Regions from separate parts of the Homo sapiens genome. Here region 2 is linked to region 1. Evidence: chromatin loops called from intact Hi-C (ENCODE). Cell type or tissue: endothelial cell of umbilical vein. All regions are shown on one strand. Links, peaks and the distances in the headings refer to the core of each region. The heading gives the core; the rest is flanking DNA.

Region 1 (7,815 bases), core at 874-5,873:
GCTTTGTCTGGGAAAACTCTTTATCAGTCAGCCTTTCCATAGAACCTGTGCATGCCATTTGGTGTCGTCTAAGGGTAGGCCTGCTGTTGGAGTCCTCAGGTAGGTTGGCTGGGCTTGGTGTCTGGGTGCCTGGGTCAGCAGGTGGGTGGGTCTATAGGGTTGGGCCTAAGTCTAGATCCACAAGTGTGGACCTATTGATTGAGTCCCCATGGATAGGCCTGAAACCTGGGTACACAAGGGCAGACCTGACGCCTATGTCTGCAAATATTTGCCTACATCTGTAGAGGCTGGCCTTATCCTTGGGTCCACAGGGGGCTACTTGGCTCTGGGATTGGCTTTGAGTCTGAGTCTGCAGGAAATAGTCAGTTACTGGGATGGATCTGATGTCCAGGATTATAGGGGACAGCCCAGTGCTGGAGAAGTTCCAGAGGCTGGGCTGCTAAGGTAGACCTGGCAGTAGAGTGGCCCAGAGACCAAGTCTGCTGTATAGACCTTGAGTCTAAGGCTATAAGCCCCTGATCAGTGCTGGGAAAGGTGTGGAAGCTCAGTCCACAAGTACTAGCCTGGTGTCTAGGGCTGTGAGGGTCTCTTTGGTGCTGGGTTTTTCTGTGGCAGGCCCAGTGTTGGGGTCTAAGGCAAAGTCTGATGCTCACTTCCTTCTCCTACCATCATGTGGAGGGTATCTGTCTCCATGCTGTGCTGTCTGGTAATTGGGGGAAAAGTGAAGCAGGTAATGTGAAACTGTCCTTCCTCTCTCTCCAGTGCATCTTTTCTTGTTTCCGTGCTATACCCAGGTGCTGAAATCTCTCACCTGGTTTCCTTCACTTTTGTGAAGGTATTTTTGTGTGCGGATAGTTGTTCAAATTGATGTTTCTGTGAGAGAGGGAGCACTGGAGAGCCTTATTTTATCATCTTGCTGACATCTCCTCAAATCATACTTTTAAAAGGCATTTATTTAATCTGTAGTAGTATATTATTTAATTTCTGTTTGAGAACACAGACATAGTTCCTGAAACTTGCTGAAGCAATTTTTAATAATCAACGGATAGTACATCACAAAATGCCATATATCTACATTCAGAAGGCAATGAAGTTTTTGGTAATTGGAAACCAGGTCATTGCTTAATGCATAGTAAGGTCACATTACTGAGAAATCATAGGAATTAATTATATCTAATCAATTCTTTTGATAATTGTGCATATTGCAATAATATTTTCATTATTTTGGCGATTGTTGGTAAGACTATTTGTGAAACAAATACTGAGCTCCATTTTGGGGTAATGAACTGCTGTTGGTGCCACAGAGAATATAAGGCTTTAGAGAAAAATTGGACATGCTAAACTGTGCCATTAGCCAAATAAAACAATAAAAGTGCATATCATTTTGTGCTTCATCAGAGTCATTTTACCAAAATTTTTATTTTCTAATTAATTGGTGAAAATTTAACAAGTCCTAGTCATCAAATTAAGAAAAAAAAAATTAGAAAACTCTATGTGTAGAGATTCAAGGAAATATAAAATCAAAATGTTGTATATTTCCTTAATGGATTTCCTGTTCTATCTAATTTTGTACTAAGATATACCCTTCTTGCTTAAAGCGTTTTAATAAAGCATGCATCTTTTGACAATCATCTAACTGCCAAGCTTAATAAGAAAAAACAAAGCATATTTCAGTAAGATATAATATCATTTACTTTGATCCAGATGTTGAATTAATAATGAGTGCACACACTGAGATACAGTGCTATTTAAAGCTTTTGTTGACATTTTAAACAAGGCAGCAGAACACAGGGAGATCCTTAATTAGGACAAAGCAGACAAACACCAACAACTTGATGGACTGTCATATGGTTCAGAGCATAAGTGTTAGGGAAAAATGTCAGTTCAGGGCTCAAAGAAGAATCAAAGGAACAACTTTGTACAACTTAGATTTCTCATATCTGGTTTTTATCTCTTTAGAGATTCATGTGTTTAGAGGTCTTTGATGTCCATGATACTTTGACAAAAAAGTGTTTAAGAATGTAAGTGTTGACTGCTTGTATGATAGTTGCCAGCTCTAGCTGTAAGTGTAGACTGACAGAAAATTGGAACAGAAATCAGTGTGTGGCAGGCACAAATTTGTCTTTAATGAATATCTTTTACAGGTGTCAAATTATCCAGTTTAATGTTTCTTCAACCATAAGAATTCCATTATTCTGTCTTTTCCCATAAGAGACCATAAATGTATTCATCTGTCACTAATTAACTCTGTGATTGTGGGCAAATCACTTATGCTTTCTCAGTTTCTATATTCTCATTTGAAAATTGAATAAGGGTGGCATTAGATAATCTCTGAACTTTCTTTTACCACTAATATCCTATAATGCTGTTGAAAAAGATACTTCCCATGTATCTTTGAAAATTATCTCAAAGATTCAGTAAAAAATAAATTCACACATTTTACTCAATGAATATTACTTATATATATGGGATAAAATGAATGAAGTCACAAGAAAGGGCAACTTTTTTTTTTTTTTAGACGGAGTCTCGCTCAGTCACCCAGGCTGGAATGCAGTGGTGTGATCTTGGCTCACTGCAAGCTCCACCTCCCAAGTTTATGCCATTCTCCTGCCTCAGCCTCCCGAGTAGCTGGGAACACAGGCACCTGCCACAATGCCCGGCTAATTTTTTATACTTTTAGTAGAGATGGGGTTTCACTGTGTTAGCCAGGATGGTCTCGATCTCCTGACCTCGTGATCTGCCCACCTCGGCCTCCCAAAGGCCTGGGATTACAGGCAGAAAGAGCAACTTTTACCTTCGAAAGCTCAATTAGGAATTGAACAGGTACTTGTTAAAGAGATCGCTTTAGTAGAAAGTCATGGCCAACAGCAAGAACTCCATAGAATGCCCACAGAATCCATATTTTTCAACTATAGATTTATTATGCAGAATTCTACTCTTGTCTGTACTGTCTGCCAACAGCCATATTTTATAGCTGAATTTTACGTTTCTAAAAATAGAGAAAATGGAAGGAAATGCTGACGTGCTGTCTCAGAGAAGGAAAAGGTACAGCTGCAATTGTTGAAACCTCAGTGGTAGAAAAACATTGCAATTCAGTTGTTTTCTTTGTCCTCAAATTACTGTATACCTTAGATCTCTAACATGCCATGTCACAACATTGCTATGTAGAGTGTCCACATATTTATTCTCCAAACCACAACACTTAAAGGAGCGAAGGGCGTAAGTGCTACTAATAATTACAAGGACAATAAGCATAAAATGGAACTATTTTGTACAAACTGGGAAATATGGTCACCCTATTGGCTTATGTTTCTATTTCTTGTTTTACAAAGATGTTCACTTTAAATATTGTTTTATTAGTCTTTATTTTAGATTCAACAGTATTGACACTTGCTCTGGATTACTCTTTAAATTGGGTTTTAATAAAAGTTTCATCATTAATTAGCTATATGACTTCATGATATATTTTTTAAAATTTCCTTGAATCTTAGTTTCCTGACTGTGAGGATTATTAAGGTCTATATAAAGACAGCTTAACATATGGTGGTTTCTCAGAAAAAAAGTGACTTCCTTTAACTAGATAGAGAACAGTGTTTTTTTTTTTATCAAGTTCTCAGAGACTTGAGAGAGTAGATCTGAGATCATTATAGTTTTTCTAGTGTCACAATTGTTCTATGGTTTCTTTCCTTTTAATTATATTGGTGTTGAGGATCTTTTTCTACATTTTATTCAATTGTTTAGGTGATGTCTCATATTAACGTCCTCCACCGAAGATCTATCTGGATCTTTCTGGGGGTGATAGCAATTTAAAGTTTGGAAAGCTTTCAAAGGGTTCAGAGGCATGCTTTCTATCATGCCTTTCTGGTGCCCTGCGAGTCAAAATCCTCATGTGCTTCATTTGCAAGAAATGGCCAATTACTAGCTTTTTGTGAAATTCTACTTGCTTGACTTCTATAACATTGCAATATTCTCATTTTTCATGTATTTCTTTAGCTATTCTCTTTTGCCTTAGTGAACTTACCTTCCTCTGTCCAATCTTTAAATTTTAATTTGGCCATTTACTCTCTATACCCACATATCTTCCCTGGGTGACCTCATCCACTGTCATAGTTTCAACAAACATCACTTGCTGTTAGTCTCAAATCTATACACATCTCTAGCCAACAGCATTCCTCTGAACTTCAGATTATATACTTAACTTTCAAATCATCATCTCTTCTCACATAACACTTAGGCTCACCTCTACCAATCTCATTTCCCCTTTTCCATTCTCTATTTCTTTAGATGGCTTCACCAACACGATCATCTTCCCAGGTACTCAGCTTAGAAATTGGGGACTCATATTCTTCTCTCCCATCACATATGTTCAATCAAAAACCAACTTCTACCAAGTTTATTTATTAACATTTATTAATTATTCCTGAATCTGTGTCTTTCGTTCACCCTCATCTTTTTTTTTTTTTAACCGCAGTCAGAACTTTCAATATTTTTTTATAGATCGTGCAATGGCTCCCTACCTCTTCTCTCTGCTTACAGTTACATCTTTCTTCAATCCAGCTGTAAATTTCACTGTTCCGTTCTCTTACATTCCTCAGTGGTTTCTCTTCTTCTTTCTTCCGTATCATGATACCCTGGATCATTTTTTTTTTTTTTTTTTTTTTTTTGAGACAGAGTCTCACTCTATCACCCAGGCTGGAGTGCAGTGGCACAATCTGGGCTCACTGCAACCTCCACCTCCCGGGTTCAAGCGATTCTCCTGCCTCAGCCTCCCGAGTAGCTGGGATTACAGGTGCCTGCCACCATGCCCGGCTAATTTTTGTATTTTTAGTAGAGGTGGGGTTTCACCATGTTGGCCAGGCTGGTCTTGAACTCCTGACTTCAAATAATCCACCCACCTCGGCCTCCCAGAGTTCTGGGATTACAGGCATGAGCCACAGCGCCTGGCCCCCTGGATCATCCTTGATCCACCCTTTGTCTGACCCTTCTGCTTCTCTAAGTACAGCTCTTATATCTTGTCACTTCTGACGACATGTTTTATTTTACTGTGACAAAATTCCTTCTTGTTTTCTTGGCATGCATGTACACACAGAGAAACACATGCACCACCACTACCACTACCACCACCACCACCACCACCCCTATTCTGTTTTCTACATACTGTAACTTGGCTTATAATGTGCTCTTGGCATGGAGTCACTTTTTTCCTCCTTCTTTTATCTTGACAACCTCCCACACATCTTTCGCTCACTGAATAAGCATCACTTTACTCCAGGAAATCAAATCTAGGCTTTGTTAGGACTTCTCCACCCTGTTCCCTTAGACCATATACAGGTTTCTATCATTTATCATGTTGTATACTAATGATCTGTTTTGCATCAGTCTTACCCCAGTAAATTGTGAACTCCTTGTGGTCAGCAGTCACCTTATTCAATTTTGAAATCTCAGTTTTTTATATAGTCTGCCATGTGTTAGGTGCCCAAGACCTTTACTGAATGAATACATTTAATAAAGAAATAAATAAATTCTAGTATTTATTAATTCACAGTGACCATGTACTTGTTTGTGTTTTTTTCCTCATTTAATTGAAACAATTTGGACATGTTTCATCAGTATAAAATTCATATAATTGACCACCAATATAAATTCATATGAAATTAACCATCAATAAAAATGTGTCTAATCCATTTTAAGTTATTGTTTATGCAATCCATATAAATTTGTGTTTGAATTTCTGCAATAATTTCAACCAAGGAAGTTCAAATCTTCCAAAATAATATGAAAGAAGTTTACAGTCTTTTGAAAAAATATTCAAAGGGTGAAAGTCACAGGCCCTGATAACTGTTCATATACTATCTTTAATGTCCTCTTATCCTTCATTTCTCACATCTCAATTACTCTTATCTGCTAAACTCTCCTAAAATACTCTCTCAACAGACACCTCTGGGGCATTTTTCTTTATCCCCACTCCTCATTTATTTTTTATTTAGATTGTCACTTAGCAAAAGAATAATTCCTATTAAATAAGATAGGGAAAGAGCACAAGCGAGTGCTCAAATACCAACTTCTCCTTAGCGGAAGGAGGCAGGGAATGTTTTGAACTATCTCATCCTGATGATTGCTGCCCAGCACTTATACGTGTGTGTTGTAACATTGCTCTCTCTGGATTATTGGTCAATTATTCTTTTATATTGTCACATAGAAGACATCTGTATGTGAATGTGCCCTTTCACTGGAGGTGACATTCGCATTTCCTCTTCAAAAAACAAACAATCAAAAATCTGAATATGTAGTAAATTTGCAGAGGCCGTCGAACAAATACTATAAATCAAGTGGTTTAAAGCAGCCCTCTTGGTTTGTTGAAAGGAAAAATCTTGAACTCAGCACTTTGCATTCTCTCTTGTAGTTTGTTTGTGATTAGTGTCTATGTACTTTGTGCTTTATATATCAGCAACAGCTGTACACTGAGGCTCCTAGGGAAACCTCCTGAAAATAGCTTTGTTGCAAAAAGAAAATGGCATTTATGAACTTTGGCAGGAACTGTACTCTTGAGCCATGTTCAATTTTAAAACTTGAATGGAAAAATCCACTGCATGGAGAAGCCAGCCAGGCAGGATCATGAGCTGGATCTATTGTTAGAAGAAGAAGGAGGTGCCAACAGCTCAGAGGGCTCTGGGGGCTCTGAGAGCTTATGTACACTGTGTCCTGCAGGGGTCCTGGACAAGGTCGCTTGGATAGCGGCCTAACCACAGCATTATACATGCTCAGGAAGAGGCAAAGCCGGAAATTTACCACTTGGCAAAGCGTCTTTACAAAACCAGAGTTTGGCTTTGTGGTAGCTTCCTTAGGTAATGGTTTCACAATTTTTCAAAAATAACTTCATTTTACTCATTCACTCACTAAGTCAGAATGTTTCTATTATTTGAGAGTCCTTTATAGAGGTGGAAGGTTCTACCTCAGTCAGGTCCTGAGAGCAGTGCCTGACTATCCCAGTCCTGTCACCTTATATACGTTCAATGTGTTGTGTTCTTACTATTGTCTGGGGTGGTGTGAGAGTCTCATTTTGCTTAGTTGTCAGTGCTGACGGCTGCTGAGAGCTGCTCAGCCAGCCACATCTGAATTGCAGTAGGTGAGGTTTACAGCCTTCTGCCCCAGTATCAGTCAAACGTGCTAAAAGAATGTCTGGCTCCGTGAGTAGTTATTTCTCAATACTTCAGTATTATGCTAAGTTACTTCACCACAGCCAGGCAAAGTCTTCTATTTTCATAGCCAGATACTTTGCAGGATGTGAGGCCCCAGCATGCCAGGGCTAGGATGAATATTTGTGTCTGTCATGATTCAAGCTACCACAGATTCTGCATGAATTAGAGAAGGGTCACTTTAGCCCGAGGGTGCTGTTCATGAGCCAAAAAGCTCTCACAGAAGCCAGAAGCTGTCTCTGAAAATCTTGTCCAGAGCTTTCCTTACTATAATAGCCATTTTTGAAAGGTCTGTGTCCTAAAGGGGTTGCATCACTCTTATTGAGTGACTCTTTTAGTTTTTCACAAAAACTATTGCTTTTGGAGTATTGGACGGGGTAGCAAAAACTTGATAGCTCTTCTTTGCGCTTAAACCGGTGCCAGCCAGTGTAGCCCCTCAGCCTCCTCTTTCTCTACCTCATGGTGATTTATTTTTCCAAGAGCCTTTTTTTTTTCTTTCCATATCACTTGGCCTGAATTGGAGCTACCCTAGCCGCCATGGTAGATCTCCCAAAGCCTAAATATCAGGAAGAAGAGGTCAGAGAATTTATTTGAGATTCCACTTTCCAGTAGGCACGCA
Region 2 (7,815 bases), core at 1,914-6,913, 190 kb after region 1:
AGTGACACTTTAAACCTTCTTATTAGAAATTCATTGCAGATCATCAAGTCAATGGTAGAATCTAGATATTGAAGTATTATTATAAAAATTTACTGATTTGAATTTGTGCATGTATTCCAGAAAGGTTTAGGAGAAATCTAATGTCCAGAAATTCCCAACATAATTCATAAAGCTCTATACCCTCACACTGTCCCCTTTTGTTTATAGAACCAGTTGGCACTCAAGATCTCTCAGAAGAACACATACATTTAGATTATTTTGGCTGAATTATACTCTAGTCTTTGTATGAGTTGAGTTATAAGCTGGCAGTAAAATTATTGTAAATTTTTCTCTGATATCTCACCCTGACACATAAATAATGAATAAGTCTAAAAGTGGTCCCATAACTGAAGGGTAACATACTATTTAACTATAAGTCAGAAAGCAAACTGTGTAAGTCTGTTTCCTTATTGCTTTTTCCCAGTTAAAAGGCTAGAAATCAATTTTTCTCAGATATTCATGGCATGGTGATGAAAACAGTATTGGAATCCTGACAAGTTATCTTTATCCAAGATAACAAGGTAGAGTGAAAGTTGGTTAATAACCACTATGCGATGTCTGAGAATGACCCCATCACCATTAGGTGAGAATTAATTGATTGTTTTATAGTTTTATCCAACAGAAATTTAAAGTGTTGACTTCAGAAGAACACTTCCCTAATCCTAATATTTGATAGTGGGTTATTTATGCTGTACTGTTTGACTTATTTTACTGCAATAGCAATAGGTAAGATATTAAAGTAGTATCTCTCAACAAAAAGTGTCAATAATAATAATAAAAAAAACCCTGAATTATGAAAGTAGACCACTGTTTCCAAGTCCCTTACCTCACAGAAAGCAGATTGGGGGTGGAGATAAAGTGATTGTGGGAAGGCAGCTTTTTTGTGCGTGTGGCTTTTAGACATGTAAGTAATAACCCCATGAAAATAACATAATAGGTGGAAAGATTTTTTAAAATTATATTTTTGAGGCTAGGCACTGTGGATCACTCCTGTAATCCTAGCACTTTGGGAGGCCGAGGCGGGCGGATCACCTGAGGTCAGGAGTTTGAGACCACCTGGCCAACATGGTGAAACCCCATCTGTGATAAAAATACAAAAATTAGTCAGGTTTGGTGGTGGGTGCCTGTAATCCCAGCTACTTGAGAGGCTGAGGCAGGAGAATCATTTGAACATGGGAGGCGGAAGTTGCAGTGAGCCGAGATCGCGCCATTGCACTCCAGCCTGGACAATAAGAGCAAAACTCTGTCTCAAAAGAAAAAAGAAAAAGAAAAAGAAAAAAAATTATATTCTTAAATTTAAACAACCTCTTAGCTAAATAAGCTTTTCTAATAACTTTGAATTGTTTTCTATTTAGATTAAAAAATGCATTCTAGTGTAATCCTCCCAATACCCACCAATGGTAGCTATGATTATTTTACTTTATTTTTAACTCTATTAACATAGGTGGGAGTTTCCAATCCATAATCAGAATATATTAGTAACTTCACTTACACAGTTGTGTTGATTACTTCTGCCTCTGTCAGGTAGGTAGTGATTAGGGGCACTGCTATGTCTTAAGTGTGCGTAAGCAAAAAGGGAAAGAACAGGGAATATAAAAGGCAGGGAAAAATCCTGGGAAGGCAAATACACATAGTGTATGTAAATTCTAAATTATGTTAACAAATACACACTAATGATTTATATTAATATATACATTAATGTACCTATAGTTTGGGAGTAAGACTTCAGTTAGGATGAGACACTGCTACTTACTAGCTATGTAACTTTGAACAAGCGCCTTAATCTCCATTGGCCTCAATTTTCCAATCTTTAAAATAGAACAGTAGTGACAACCTCTAGGACTATTGTAAGTAAAGACATACCACAAAGTTGTTTTTCAAATTTGTCTGCATAATAAAATTCTTGTATGTATAATACAATTTTTACACAGGTTGGGTAAAATCATAATTATGACTGAAAATTATCATGAGTAATAACGATAAATTTCCCGGGAAGATTAAAATACCTTCCTTTATTGTCCAGACACAATTCAATACTTTTGACTTGCAAAAGAAAGAAAAAACATATTGTCTATGGTAATGTGTACTATTGCTTCAAGGTTAAAGTTGAAGTGACACATCCTACAAAGTATTAAAAAATGCAGGGAGAAGTGATAACAGATTAGTATTTTCCAACCTCTCGGTCAATGATATCTCTCTGTTAAACTGGTGCCATGCACCATGACATTTTCAGAGATAACTGGCTATTGGTTCCAACCCTATTCCAATGTCCAATTTGTCATCCCCTATACACCTACATCTGCAATATCCCCATCTCCCCTAAGATTCACCATGGCTATCATCATTTCCATACACTATAATTGGACAACAAAATGAACTAAAACAACAATAAAACAACAGAATTATGAGATACAGCAACAATTTCATTATACCAATACAAATTTGCTTGACTTTGATCACCAAGCAAATTATTTAAAACTAAGTACAACTCCCATTGCAATTTATACGGGACACATCCAAATCATTATCAGAAAAGGTGCAAAGTGTTCATTATCTGCTCCTCCAGGTAAATACAAATACAAATCTCGATCATTTTTTAAGTTCCTAAGACACTGGGTTTATGTTGTGTGTATGCGTGTGTTTGTATGTATGTGTGAATTGTTACTAACAACTGCTAACTCTGTGGAATAGAAGACTAAAGGTATTTTTATTTAATTCTGTAATCCCAGAACATCATCACAAAGTGGCCTAAATTAACACTTTTGTTTAGGGGGAAAGTTTATGTATTCACTCAATAAATATTTACTAATAGCTTATAATATGTAGGCTACAGAGCTGTGTGCTAGAGATGCTGTAACGAACAGTTCAGCCAGGAACCTGGCCCTCCGCTAATGGATCCTATTGGAGACTCTATATCTCTTTAATCTCTGGTATCAGTGTTAGCTCATTGTGTTTTCTTCCTCCTAAATTCCTAAATCTAGTTTATAAAACTTCCCTAGCATATCATGATGTATAATAACAGTTTATTAACAATACTAATAAAGACATTGAATAATGTATTTCAGGGAGGAGTTTACCTTTTATTTATGTTATCTCATTTAATCTTTACATGAGGAAGCTAAATTAGAATCAATTGTTACATTTTCATAAGCAATTACAACTTTAAAAATATGTTATCAATTATGTTTTAGGGCTTTTTGTGTCACACATTCTACTTAATTATTCTGCACTTAATGAAATATAACTCAGTGATAAAATTTTATACATTTAGCTGTAAAGAAAACCCCATATAGTTCAACATATATTTTGTATCAATGTCAACATTTATAATATACTGTGGAAAGAATAACATAGTCAATGGTTTTAAATATTATATTACATAGTCTATGGCTTAAATTTCCAACATGTTTTCTAATTCTTGTTGATTTTTCTGTAAATAAATAGGTGGCTTAACTATCATAGTACTCTTTAGTTTGATGAAATTATATTTTTCCCATGGTAAAACATTTTAAAGAAATTTTTCCCTGTATTAATTAAGAAAATCACACACAAAATACGTTGATATGTTGATTCCTGACAATCAACATTTGGATAAGCAAACTTTCTATGAAATGTCTACTCATGAATTTATACAAATTCATATTTGTGATACATTATTTATATTATTTAATTAAATTTAAATTATTAAATTAAATTTGAAGTCCAAAATCATGAATTTATCAAATTTTTCCTATTATGAGTTGACTTTGCCTCTCCTGCTATTTGCGTCTTGAGTTTGGATAGTAGCTCTGCCACTTACCAGCTGCTTAATTTTTCCTTAACTGTAATTCACAGATAATGAAAGAACTTAGAGCTAGAATGCAGACCTCCCGACTCATGATCCAGTTTTCAATTATGCTAATCTATTTTTATGTTATTAGACATACAGAAACAATAAGAGAACTGTCCAACAATGTGGCATTTTAATGGTAGTATTAACCTAAATAGAAAATATTACTGTACCATCAATCTAATCTTTTAAAAACATAAAGGCAGTCATGAAAATTGAAAGGAAACTTGCATTTTCTACAAAATAATATGTAAAATAATAACTTATTATGAAATATTCAGTTTTTACTGCTAACTCCAACTGGTCATTGGAAAGTATCTGTAGCATTATCAATAGGAGTAAATAGTATGGCCTGACTGCCCTTTGAGTCAGAATCTCATTTACTACCGGTAGGTTCTTGGCTGGGTTAATTGACCTCGCTAAGTCTCAGTCTCCCATGTGTTCATCAGGGTTACTGATACCACCCCACCATCAAAGTGGGAGGATCAAATGAGACAACTTACACGATGCATTTGGCACAGAGTAGACGTTCAATAAACATGAGCTCCCTTCCTCTTCCCCTAGTGCCAGCTGGCTGGCAGACCACATTAAGCAGAAAAAAGGAAGCTATGTTCTCCTTTTTCCAGACAGCTGGTAATGCAGACATCACAGGCTTTCTACAAACAATGTTGACTAATTTTTGCCACAGCTGACGTGTGTATAATGTGCCCTGCCAGTTCTCTCAATAAGCCGAATTCATGACCACGGAATAATTAAGTTGTTTTCTTTATCGCTCCTCATTTTATGAGTCCAGATTGAGGTAAAGTGGCACTTTTGTAATGTTTTGTATATTTCATGGACCTGGAAGACTTCATTTATTGTCCTGTAATAACAACAATAAAAATGTTTTACACTGTTTATTTCTGACCACAGTACTATGATACACATAATACTGCTCCCTCCAATCTGTAGAAGCGACCACTAAGAAACAGGTAAAGTAACTTGTCCAGCATCACCCAGGCAGAAAGTGGCAGGTTAGGATTTGAATCCAGTGTTTTGACTCCTATGCCTGCACTCCAAATTCATAGAAATGATTGAGAGAGAGAGTAGGATTTGCATGTAAAGTGAACAAAGGCCTTAAACTCCCATCTACTACTTCCCATTCAGCCGGGGGGGCAAAGAATACATTACTGAACATCCAGATTGTATTAGCTATGCTGTATTTCAAAATAGAAACCCTGAAATTTCCTCTTGATAGGTAAATATTTATCCCCTTTTATATCACTCAAGTACAGTACATATAGTATACAAATTCAACAGGCAATAACTTCTTAATTATACCTAAAATATTCAACAGTTTGAGAGGCACATTTCTGCTATTTTGGTTCCTTTTACCTAAAGGGAAAAGGCCAAGTAGGGCTTGTGTGTGAATGCTTAGAACAGTGGCTGGTACAACCAGTGGCTGGTACATAAACTCTATTATTTATTATTGTTATTATTTAATTTTCAAAACTACTTACTGAATATACACTTCTCTGATGAATTTTATAGACCACCAAGGAGCATCCTGCTGATGCCTAGGTCTGTATAACTCTGCTGAACAAAATGTGCTCCATGAATGTGTTTTATATACAGGTGTACTTGAATGAGGCTGGAAACAGCAATTCTCACCATCATTTCAATCAAGCAAAATTGGATTTTATCTGCTTTATGAATATTGGACACCTTTGTACAAAGTCATTTGAAGAAAGATTCCACTAAAAACAAATGAAAATAAATAAACAAATGTGCAAAGCTACTGCTATAGTAAAATATAATGATAACAATAATCTCTAATACACATATTGGGCTTATTTAAGCCAGAAACTATTCTAAGTAATTCTCACTATTACACTATAAGTTAAGTTCTACAATTCCCATTTCATAGATGAGGAAATTGAAGCGATTAGATGACTTATCTAAGATAAGTTTAGAATGGAGTTGGAACTACAATCAACACAGTTTAGCTCCTGAATCTGGGCTCTTCAGCACTGTGCTCTGCTGGCTCTGGATAGTAAAGAAAGTTCCTCTTAACACATTTTATACAATTTTCAATCAGTATTCTTGAGCTCTGCACTTGAATGAGAATAATGAATGTACGCTTTCTCACTTCACAATATGACCTGAAAGCAATATGCCCAATAAGTAAACAAAATATAAATATAAAAAGAGATTCTGAAAAAGTACAAATGCAGCTAAATGGAAATAGCCTACTGAGCAGTTTTTCTGGATTCCATTTAAAACATAATAATAGGTAGGTCTAAAATGGAACTGAGGTAAGTAAAACAAAATAACTTTCTCTATGGTTTCTCTAACAGGTATTATGGTGCCTACTTCAATGTTTCCATTTATATGGTGTTTGTAACACTTTATTGACCAAATTCAAAAAGAAGAGACTAAATTCAAGTAAGATACCTAAAATGATCAGCAGTTTCACGTCTGATAAATTAGTAAGAGCTGTCTAATTGCATAATTGATATAGCTCTATCTGCTTATACCCTTTATCCATAGATGATCTCCTGTTGATCAGGTGGCAACTTTAACACAACTTAAGGTTGATTACCAACAAGCTGTGTCACAATACTAAATAAAGTTAATTAAATTTTGATTTATAGAGGCTGTATTTCAACAATGTTGATCCATCACAGGTAGAGTCTTTATCTCTAAAAGTATTCACACTTCATGGGCTTCCCTTTAAAATACAGAACCAAAGCTATGAGAGCCAATCCTGCTAACTAAGCAAAACCCTGGATCCACAGCAGTTATGAGGGACAGACAAATTATATGAAACAATTAATACGGAAGGAGACATGGCACGTGTAGAGTGGGACAGACCAGTCAAAATGCTGGGCTCGTAAGACCACATGGTTCATCAGACCTTCTGTGGCTCCTGGGCGCAGTGTGCACCCTGAAGCTTATCTCTTCTTCATAGCTGTTATTTAGACTAGCCCGGGGCTTAAAGGCAGGATGTAAAATGCAGTCCAGGAAAAATGATTCCTTATGTTCCTTAAGTAATTGTGAACTTGGCATAAGTTTTCTTAAGTAATTTTTAAATCAAAGTTTACTTAAGCTTATTCTATCACATGTCTTGTTATGTTTTGTTTTGTTCTGTTCTCTTCAACCAAATATAGACCATTGAGTTTCTTAAAAAAGGCACTTAAGGCTGGGCGTGGTGGCTCATGCCTGTAATCCCAGTACTTTGGGAGGGTGAGGTGGGTGGATCATGAGGTCAGGAGTTTGAGGCCAGCCTGACCAACAGGGTGAAACCCAGTCTCTACTAAAAATACAAAAAAAAAAAAAAAAAAAAAGTTAGCCAGGCATGGTGGCACAGGCCTGTAATCCCAGTGACTCAGGAGGCTGAGGCAGGAGAATCGCTTGAACCCGGGAGGCAGAGGTTGCAGTGAGCCAAGGTTGCGCCACTGCACTCCAGCCTGGGTGATAGAGCAAGACTCTGTCTCAAAAAAAAAAAAAAAAAAAAAAAAGAAAACAGAAAAAAGACACTTGGTAGTTTCTAAGTTAACTCCAGTAAAAAGCATTTGTGTTTCATTTGCTTAGTCAACAGAGTGAAATTATTTTATTCTTAAAAAATATTAGAATTCCTGTAATCCCAGCACTTTGGGAGGCTGAGGCGGGTGGATCACGAGGTCAGGAGATGGAGACCATCCTGGCCAACATAGTGAAATGCGGTCTCTACTAAAAATACAAAAACTGGCTGGGCGTGGTGGCACGTGCCTGTAGTCCCAGCTACTCGGGAGGCTGAGGCAGGAGAATCGCTTGAACCCAGGAGGCAGAGGTTGCAGTGAGCCGAGATCAGGCCACTGCCCTCCAGCCTGGCAACAGAGCGAGACTCTATCTCAAAAAAAGAAAAAAAAAGTTAGAATTATGACCAGACATATTCAGGTTTAAAGCTTTATCTGAACTGATAAAGA

Evidence for each region. Hi-C counts contacts between places; a loop is a spot of excess contacts. Peaks named below come from ENCODE experiments on the same cell type or tissue, not always from the same donor. Only the 100,000 strongest peaks of a DNase experiment are listed, where the experiment ranks them.
Region 2: a loop joins it to region 1, with 8 times the contacts of the local background. A loop is called at or near these places in 1 of 110 quality-filtered maps.

What each region holds. Positions count from the first base shown.
Region 1 is chr4:86,032,220-86,040,034 of GRCh38, reverse strand. All of the region lies in intron 11 of MAPK10 (mitogen-activated protein kinase 10), which reads left to right. Among named protein-coding and RNA genes, the nearest start is that of MAPK10-AS1, 84 kb to the left of the region's middle. In endothelial cell of umbilical vein, for the core only: no CTCF peak of the experiment used is centred there; a DNase peak (open chromatin) is centred at 3,074; H3K27ac peaks cover 2,308 bases.
Region 2 is chr4:85,839,397-85,847,211 of GRCh38, reverse strand. The region is part of intron 3 of ARHGAP24 (Rho GTPase activating protein 24); the gene reads right to left. Among named protein-coding and RNA genes, the nearest start is that of MIR4451, 120 kb to the right of the region's middle. In endothelial cell of umbilical vein, for the core only: no CTCF peak of the experiment used is centred there; DNase peaks (open chromatin) are centred at 4,481 and 6,811; H3K27ac peaks cover 1,989 bases.